Linked DNA regions of Mus musculus: region 2 is linked to region 1. A link is a contact called in ENCODE Hi-C or POLR2A ChIA-PET data. All regions are on one chromosome and are shown on one strand. The core of a region is the stretch at or near the end of the contact, and the rest is flanking DNA. Distances in the headings are between cores, read along the strand shown. Region 1 overlaps Gm32968 (a long non-coding RNA gene). Region 2 has its middle 19 kb from the start of Gm51556.

Evidence for each region. Hi-C counts contacts between places; a loop is a spot of excess contacts on that map. ChIA-PET counts read pairs that join two places held with the same protein, here RNA polymerase II (POLR2A).
Region 2: a loop to region 1 is called in a map of CH12.LX, with 2.0 times the contacts of the local background. The contact joins two enhancer-like sites. A Hi-C loop is called at or near these places in 3 of 37 maps with a recorded cell type or tissue (CH12.LX, gastrocnemius and v-Abl transformed pro-B cells). POLR2A ChIA-PET finds 5 or more read pairs at or near these places in 3 of 5 experiments (Patski and embryonic stem cell).

The regions. Positions count from the first base shown.
Region 1 is chr8:120,328,042-120,332,841 of GRCm38, reverse strand. It overlaps Gm32968 (a long non-coding RNA gene), which reads right to left. Exons shown (of 3, transcript XR_388103.3): 1 at 2,792-4,800. It also overlaps a transcript of Gse1 not described here. Among named protein-coding and RNA genes, the nearest start is that of Gm32968, 2.8 kb to the right of the region's middle. Within about 2 kb of position 1,566, at least 1 of the 3 ENCODE cell types and tissues checked has a DNase peak (open chromatin) inside an H3K27ac peak, as active enhancers do.
Region 2 is chr8:120,507,461-120,512,139 of GRCm38, reverse strand. It overlaps a transcript of Gse1 not described here. Among named protein-coding and RNA genes, the nearest start is that of Gm51556, 19 kb to the right of the region's middle. Within about 2 kb of position 3,004, at least 1 of the 3 ENCODE cell types and tissues checked has a DNase peak (open chromatin) inside an H3K27ac peak, as active enhancers do.

The DNA.
Region 1 (4,800 bases), core at 317-2,816:
TGTGTCCTCCACTGCTGGGTTCTGTGCTGCCTTCCCTTCCCTGAGTGACTGTTCTCCAGTGACTGATAGTGCTCTGGTGCCTGAGAAGGTGAGCATGTCCACTCTCTTGGGAACACCCCCATGACTTGCTCGGTTGCATGGTGGCTTTCGGATCTGGGACTCCCCTGGAACTCTCCCCGGGCCTCCCCATATCCTCCTCCCCCACCCAAGAGTAGGTGAGGATTTGGGCATCTCCAAGTCCTTGTCAGAATTTAGCAGTTGCTGGTCACTGCTTTAACAGACCTCTGTATGCTCAGTGGCGCCTCCATGTGGTTTCATAATTCCCATGCAAAGGAACCAGGTGGCACTGAGCGCTCCTGGTTGGATGTGAGGTCCCAGACTAGCTGGCCTTGGCAACTGTTCCATGCTCGGCCATACAGCTGGATGGCCGGCCCCACCGTTGTCCATTTATAGTGCGGGGGGGGGGGGGTCGGGACGGGGAGGCAGGGGGAAACTGCCACATGAAACAGGATGACACCTGGAGCACAGCGGGGGACCAGGCTTCTTTCAGGGATGTCACACTCAGTCACCAGCTGTGCCTCCAGAACTGGTGGGGCCCCACAGCAAGATCCTCAGACTGGGTTCATACTTCAGACCCTGCTGTGGACTGGCTACCCACCACTTTCCTTCAGTACCCTCTGGAAACATCTCTGCCCACTTCCAGCGTCCAACTTACTCCACAGTATCTGAGTGGAAGGCTTTAACCCACCATTATCCAACCTCTAACCTTTTTACCTTTCACCCCACCAAAGGATGACCCACATGGGCAGGAGCCCTGTCCCACTATCTCCTGGTCTCTTCAAGCATCGGGAGGGAGCAGGGTTGTCTTGCCTTTGGCATCAGAAGCGTTTATCACCAGACCGCATCTCCCTCTGTATCTGTTCCAAGGCCAGGCTTGGGGTTTGGATCTGGATCAGAGGGGCTCCGGCTCACCTGAGGCCTGTTCCAAGCACTCCTGAGGTCTGTCCGTCTCTGCCACAAAGCCACAATCGCCCAGGAGCTGCAGACAAGGGCTCCCTGTGCTACTGACTACCGGGGGCTATTTTAAGAGCAAGGTGACAGAGCTTGCTTCCCTGGTGAACAAACAGACACTCTGAAGGTATCCCAGCCTCAGTTTCTTCAGATGTAAAGAGGAAACAACTCCCCAGTCCTCACGCTGCTGATGGAGAACAAGGCCCCAGAGCAACACAGAATGGTGTTACATGCAGGCAGCCTCCCGGAGGTGGCTGGGAGCTATCTACTCAGCCGGGCTGCAAACCACTCTGATTAAGTCACCTGTTTATTTTCTTTTGCAACAAAGTTTGCAAGTACAGGCAGTGCGGCTGGTTACAATGTTTCCAGAAGGCTCCTCGAGCTCAGGGCCACCCTGGGTGGCCGCCTCCTCTGCCTCGGACCCACCAGGCCCCATCAGACCCAGCCTGGCCACTACCATGGCAGAGGGCGATGTGTGTTTCTGGAGTGGGTGTCGTATGATACCGGGTTGGCAGCTGGCAAAGGTGATGTTGAACTTGGAAATGCAGGAAAGCTGTGGGAGGCTCCAGAGGCCCACCCAGTCCTAACCCCTGGGATCCTGACTGCCGCAGGGGAGAATCCAGGCCCCTCCTACCAAGGCAGGCTCTGGGCCAGAGCTGGCCCCACACCTAGGTGAGAGAGGAGCCAGCGCAGGCCTGGAGTGGGTGTTGCGGCCCTGGTAGTTTAGATTAATGGAGCAGACACAGTCCTGCCCTGCCCTCTGAACTTTAGTGTCCATCTGTCCAGTGAGGCAGGGAGTCTCTGTGGAAGGTATGACTTTCAGTGTGATTTTTAACCCCCTTCTCCTTTCTTTCTCTTTTCTTAGATTTATTTATCTGTATTTTCTGTGTATGGGTGATTTGCCTGCATAGATATCACAAGAGACCCTCAGAAACTCTAAGGCCCCGAGGTTACAGATGATTGTGAGTCTGTATGTGGGTGCTGGGAATTGAACCTGGGTCCTCTACAAGAGCAGCCAGTGCTTTTAACTGCCAAGCCAATCTCTCCAGCACAAATACACATGCATAAAAGGACCAAGAGCCAAGCAGACAGGACCGAAGAGAAAAGAGCATGCTATTGACTCTTGTCCCTTCCCTCACCACTGAGGAGGCTCCTGGACACCACCACCTGGAAGTGTGAGCCACAGGATCATCTGTTCAGCCTGCAGACTGATCTAAGAAGATTCTAGATGCCAGGAAACATTTTAGAAACCAAGGACAAAAAGTCACAACGTGGGCGCACAGGCGACAAGCTCAGATTGTTCAAGTGTAGTCTGGGTGGGACAGACAGCAGGTGCAAAGGCCCAGGGGCAGAGGCGTGCTTGGTACTAGGAAGGCAGCCAAGAGGTTCATGGGTCACAGCAGCAGAGAGGGAGGAGGAAGAGACACCTAACCGGTGTGAAGACATCTGGTAGAACAAGTGTATTGCCTTAAATGTCCCCTCAAAGTCATGTACCCCAGAATCCCATGTAGACATAGATATAAGGATGGAGTCATCATGGCATGGGGGACAGGCTGTCCAATGGAAGTATCTCTGAGATAGGAAGAGCCAGGGAGGCCACACAGAGTGACAAGTCCTTAAGCCAAGGAGTGCTGGAGCCCCTGCGAGCCTAGAGAGAACAGGAGGATACACTTGGGAGTTCTCTAAGGAGACAGCGCCCTGTCCCTCTGTCCCTCTATGAGTGGGAGAGAGCACATCTCTGTTTTTTTCAGACACCCACTGTGTGCCATGCAGATTGTACCTGTGAGCCTGAGCACAGCTGTGCCTCCTGACATCTGGCTGGAGAATTCTCGAACTGACAGATGTGCGGGCAGCTGCACCAGGCTCCGAGCCTCCATAGGGCCCAAGGGGAAAGATGTGTCACTTGGAGGCCTGGGGTCCCCAGAGTCAAGTAGTGCCTGGCAGGTTAAGTCACAGGTGTCTCAGGAGCCTGTCCCTCTGTGACACAGTGACCAGGCCCATGGGCCACTCAGCCCAGCACAACCAACCACCTCACCATCCTGACCCCACCCCAGCCCCTGTCATATGTGTTTCCCAAGTAAAACTTCCCCTCCCCAGATGTGCCCATCCTGGGAGCCTGGCATCCATCACAGGGGTGGAGATGGTCTGGTGGGCAGCGAGCACCAGCCCTGGCCTGGGAAGCAGAGACTCAGCACACAATGTCTTGAAAGTTTATATGGAGCATCTTATGCTTACCAGCACCATACCCAGTGTTGCTATAGCAACGTCTCAGCTCAGTGCTACATAATGCTGTTGGATGTTGTAACGGGGTGCCAGGGAGGGGTAGGTAAGAAGTGCCAAGCCCTGACAGCCCCCACAGACCTGGGGCTGCCAGAAAGAGTGAGGCAGAGGGTCACATGGCATCAGAGGCCTCCAGAAACCCCAGGCTCTGGGCAGAGCCTCAGCTTACTCATCCGTAGCATGGGAGTGTGCAGGGGTCTTCAATACAGTATGTTCTTTTGGTCACCCGCCCTTCCCAATGCTGCAGAGAAGGATGAGGGCCAGGGACCCAGTTGCCAGGTCGCACATTGGCCAAGGCTGCGGGCTGGCTGTATTCCAGCTGAGCTGCCTCCTGGCAAAGTGACTCTTATCTGGAACCTTCTGTAACGACTTGTACTATGCCACCCTACCCGGGCCACTGTGTCCTGGTATTGTCATTAGCTTGGAAACTGTGACCCATCCTTGGGGGAGGAGGGAACGGGAAAGGATGAGGGACACTGGGACATGTTCATATCCATAGTATGAAGGGCGGGGAAAACATACGCCATGGTGTGCACGTGAAGGCCAGAGGACAACTTCACAGATCCTTCTGTCTTCACATGGAGCGCAGGTCACCGAGCTTGTCCCCAAAGCACCTTTATCTGCTGAGTCACTCAGTGGCCTCTTCTACCACACCCTGGCCGTGCCTCCTAAGAACTGGGTCACCTTAGCCATCAGCTCAGCTTGTAGGATGAGTTGACCTTCAGTGACCTCAGACCCAATGGTCTCATAGCGTATAAGGCTGCGGCATCTCACCGCCACTGGGCGTGGCCATCCTACTCCTGAATGCCCTCAGCACGCTGAGCAGTTTATAAGTCAGGTCCAGGCAAGGACAGGCGCTGCTTTCTAGTTCTGCGTTGCTTCTCTTTGAAAGCAGCCCTCTGTGGCTGAGAAAGTAGGGTTGGTGACCTTGATATGATCTTCTCCCAATGTCCCTCACTCTTTCCCCAGAGGATGGGTCACTGTTTCCAAGGCAATGACAATACCAGGACACAGTGGCCTGGGTAGGGTAGTATAGTACTAGTTGTTACAGAAAGTTCCTGATAAGAGTCACTGCGTAAGAGAGGAAGCTAAGCTAGAATACAGCCAGCCTCCAGCCTTGGCCAATGTGCGGCCTGGCAACTGGGTCCCTGGCTCTCACTCTTGCCTTCCATAGTAGTAGTATGAATTAATTAGTTAGTTAATTAGTTAATTAATTAAATAGCTGTGCCTGTGTCTATGGCTCTCTGATCCCCAACCCAACACCGCCGGACCCCTGCCTGCTCTGGTCATTGTCAGACTTCTGTCAATGCAGTTCTTCCTTTCCGTCTTCTTTTCACAGTTTTCTGGAACCTCCCTAGTCATTTGTAAGGCTGGAAGACTAGGGACGGTTCTAGCAGCAATCGCCTATTTATTAGAAGGGATATTGGTGAGGCAGGCAGGCTAAGGAGCCAGGCCTGGATGAATCCAATGCTGATGTTAGAGGTAACAGGGTGGTTAGGAAGCTGACCA
Region 2 (4,679 bases), core at 1,755-4,254, 180 kb before region 1:
CAGCTACGCAGGGAAATGCCCTTAGCCTGGGTCCTCCTGGTACTGTCTGGGCCCCCAAGAGAATCCCAGAACCCCACCTCTGACTCTGAACTCGCTGTTCAAAGGCTAGGGGGGGTCTCCCTGACCTCTGAACCCCAGCCAACCTCGGCAGCTGAGACCCACCCTGAAGGCAGAGGCGCTGGGAGCCAAGGTCATGTGGAATGCTGGCAAGCTCCTTCTTGCAGAGACACATTAATCAGGGGGTGCTGCCACCCTGGGGAAGAGGGGGAATGTTTTCAAAGCCTGCACGGGTGCTAAATGCATCTGCACACACTTGCCAGGTTCAGAGCGCTAGGTGAGATGACACCAGGCTCCTGTTGGCTGGGGGGTGGGGGGGCACCGAGTGTTCTCGCCTCTCTTGCTGCCACAGCTAGAGTGAGAGCAGAGGCCCCCGGGGAAAGCCTGGCATCTCCACCCTAGACAGCCCATGTTGCAGGATCTGCTTCCTATAATCCTCTTGGGGACTTGGAAAATGCAGAGTTCCAGGCCAGCCCCACCTTCCTATGGGAAACACAGCCCAGGGGGCTTGTGTTTCTATACACGCTGGGCACCTCTCTGGGGGCTGACGGCTGGGGAGGGGGCAGGACTCCATCCTTCCTGCTCTAGAAGGCCGAGGTAATGAAAAGCAGGCAGGAGAACTAGGCAAGAAATCAGTCTCATTTGCCCTAGGCTCAGAAAGATCCAGGCACCAGTGTCCCTGGTGCCTGTCCTTCAATATGTAGCCAAGAGCAACAAGTCCCCTGTCCCCTGTCTCCTCCCCAGCCTGGTGGAGCTCCCATGGAAGGCTTGCTGGATCTCTCCACACTCTGGGAAGCTCTTCTCCAGCCCTTCTCGACCATTGCTACGGGGCTCAGGCCTGTTAGGGGTGAACAGTTCTCATCCTGTCTCAGCTTAGCATCTATCACCACCTTCCCCGGCTTGGCAATTTGGCCTCCCTATCTCCTGGCAGTCAACTTGCCTATGTTTCAGGAACTTAGGGTACCTCCCCCACACTGGTCCCTCCCTCCAAGTATGAGGTTGTGGTGGCTCAGGCTGCTTGGGAGGCTGAAGCAAGAGGACCATAGTAGGTTCAAAGGCCAATCTGGGAAACTCCAGGGAGACTCAATCTCAAAATACACAACAAAAGGGCAGCTTGGTGGCAGAGCTGAGCTCATTGGCTAGCCGTGGGTCTGATCACCTAATACCACCACCCCCTTCTCCAAAAATCGCCTGCCCCTCTAGCAATGGGTCTGGTCCTTCAGGGAGGGACCAGAAGATAACAGGAGGGCTTCCTGCACAGGCCACCACGTACCTGTGGGAACATGGCAGGGGTGCCCTCCTCAGTCCTAGAGGCAGTTAGTCCAGGACTAAGGTGCAGGCAGTCTTGGTGCAGAATGCTGGGGTGTGTGTGTCTTACACACATACACACCCTGCCAGGCCCCCTCACTTCTGCAGCGGGGGATTCAGCCTTCCTGGGAGGGATGGGGAAGATGGCTAAAGTGTGTGTAGAGGCCAATTCCTGGCTTCTGAAACAGATGCTACTTAAGGGGGTGGGGGGAGGGGGCGGGCAGTGCACAGGAGGGAGCAGGAAGAAGGAAAAGGAGATAGGAAGCAGGGGAATAAGCCAGGAGGGAGAGAGGCAGAAAGGAGGGGAAGGGGGCAGGGGTGGGGCTAAAGGGGGGAGGGGGAGGGGAAGGAGAGGGAAGGGGAGAGGGCAGGGAGAAGGGAAGGGGAAGGAGAGGGAAGGGGAGAGGGCAGGGGGAAGGGAAGGGGAAGAGGACGACAGGAAGGAGAGGAGGGGGGCAGGAGAGAGGAGGAAGAAGAGAGAGGGGAGGAGGAGGAGGAGGGAGGAGAGGGGGCAGAAGGCAGAGCAAGGTTAAACTGCAGGAGACCGCCAGGGGGAGGGGGAGGGGGAGGGGCCCCAAAGTACTCTTCCCTTTCTGCGGTGGTAGCAGTTGTGGCTTTCTCCCCTCTCCTCATGGTTCCCATGTCCAGTGCCTGCTCTTCCCCTGCTGAGCTCACTCACCCTATCAGCATCCTACCCGCAGCAGTCGCTCAACTTGGGAGATTGGACTATCCGACCAGCCCACAGCCTCCTCTGCTTCTTTGCTCCCCTACAGCAACTTGACTCCAATAAATATCCAAAGAACCATTCAAGAGCAGGAAAATCCACAGCTTGGGACAGAAGCCAAGCCCCAGCCCCAGGGCCTTGGTACCTGTCATCTGATCACATGGCTTGTTCTTCCCAGGGGAGCTCCCGGGCTGTCCCCCTTTCTCTAGAGACTGAGCAAAAAGCCACTGAACGCCGGATCACTGGATCTCTCCACAGCCCCGACACCCACCCTAGCATCCACCCCCGCTCCCCCATAGGGCAGGGGCACAGCGTCGCTCACTCCGAGCCTAAGCTGAGCCAAGAAGTCATGTGTTCTCCCAGCACGGAAGGATCAGGAGCCAGTACCTGATACGCAGAGAGCCCCAAGGCCAGTTCTGGTCTAAAACCAGAGTCAGGTTCCTTGGAGGGCTGGCCAATAAGCAGGAAGCTAGGCCAGACAACCTGCTTCAGAGGGTCCCCAAAGCTCAACTCAGGGAATCCCTGGGTCTCCAGGACACGCCCCTTTGACCCCCACACGTCACTTGCGCTCTCCAGCCCTCCTCCAGGGGCGGTCTAGACTCCCACAGGCGTAAGGACAGCACAGCCCCCAGGTCCGAGGATTACCATACATTAAGACATAATTCTCCATGGAAATTTACAATACAAAGCGCCCCCACCCTGGTGGCTGTAGTAGGAGCCTGGATACAAAGCACTGCTGTGTCTGGCAGGACCCCAGAGCTGGCCCCAGCTAGGCTTCAATAGAAGTGGGTGGGTCCGTCTCCCGGAGCCTTTTCCTTGCTCTGGGCAGAAGCCCCGCCCTCTGGGAGGGCCCTCTGGTGGACTGCTCTTCGAGAGAGGACTTCACTATTTCCTTGCCCTGGCCCTACCCACTGTGGCACCCTGAAGCCGTGGCCCCAAGCTGACGCTATTGGGATTTCTCTCACAGAGTTGTCTGTCCAGGGAAGGGATGCCCAACACAGGTAGAACCCTAAACCTTGGTTTCCCTACTGACTTACTCCCTCCATCCAACTGACTTATGGAATGTACTCACTATGTCCAAAGGCTGATCATCCAACTGATTGGCTCCTGCTGTTCACGCACCCGCTGTGTGCCACTGTGCGGGCACCTGTACCACGCTGGAGACAAGCAGCAGAGGAGAACCCATGAGCTGGAAGCATTTTGGAGAGAGTTTATTGCTCCGCTGGGAGACACCCCACTCCTGGTCTCAGGAGCTCCAAGGTGTTGCAAGAAAACATGGACAGGAACATGATGGGTCAGGGTGACAAGGACAAGGGTGAGAGTGTTGGGTGTGGGGCTCTGGATGTGGGGAGGTCTGAATGAGCAAGAAGCTGTGTGTACAGGGGCTGCGGGGACCACACAGTCACATCATGGCTAGCACAGCGGAGCAGGAGAGAGTCCCCAGAGAATTCCCAGCTCCGTCTTAGAGAGAGACGGAGTTGGGAATTCATTTCACCTAGTGGACCAAGAGGCCTGAGGCTTAGGGAGGGGCAGGCCCAGGTCTGAATCCCACCTCTATGATTGCCATGCACAAGGCAGTCAGCCCTTCTTGGACTCTGCTCTTTGCAGATGAAAGCTGGTAACAGTGACCATGCACGCACGCACCTGTCGCACTGGAGCGAAGGGTGTGGCCAGAGAAAAACCGGTCCATATGGGTTCCAGAGAAGCCTATCACTGGGGAGACGGTCTAACTTTCCATCCTGCACTAAAGCAACAAAGCTGTCCATCTGTCATCTATCTGTTTGCCATAAAACTCCGGAGAGGCCTAGCCAGCAGCGACCCTGGGGCCACTTCCCAGGTGAGACTAGGATTCCATGGTAGAGACGCCTCCACCGACCCCAGCAGCCTGTTGACCAGGGACAGGCTGGGAGAAGGCAGCCTTACCAAGAACCATAGGCCCATCACTGCCTCTGATTCTAGAGAACAAAGGCCTCAGCCTCCACTGCCAGGCTACTGAGCTGAGGAAAAGCGCGAGAGAGGTGGACACACAGCTGTAGCATCCTGGGGCCCAGATGCCGCACAGCATCCTCAGACCCAGCACAGCACCTGCAGACCCAACATAGCAGCCCAGACCTAGGCACAGCATCCAGACCCCGCACAGAATCCAGGCCCCACCCACTACCCCTAGATCTAGCACAGCACCCCCAGACTCTGTGCAGCACCCCCGGACTGCACAACACCAAACCATCCTGTTCACAGGCAGGGTGGAGGTCAGCCCAGGTAGTAATCCACTAGCAACAGCTGACGTGTTGTAGACCAGCCTGGAGAGCCCCACTGGAGATGCAAGGAGCCAGAGGCGTCAATAACCTGAGTTCTGGCCTTCATCAACCTTGGCTTCTCCCTGAATCCTCTGGCTACGGGTAGGAAGAAATCTAGTTCTCAAGTCAGGCAGAGGTTGACCATCTGTGCAGAACTATTCCTGGGAAACAGTGACCCTTAGCCTCTGTCCTATGCTTAGGTCCTGCCAGTGCCTGGGTCTCTCTCTGGGGCTCCCTCCCTCCCCTGTGTAATGGACACATGGGTGGGCGGAGGGCGACTCAGCCTCCATGGG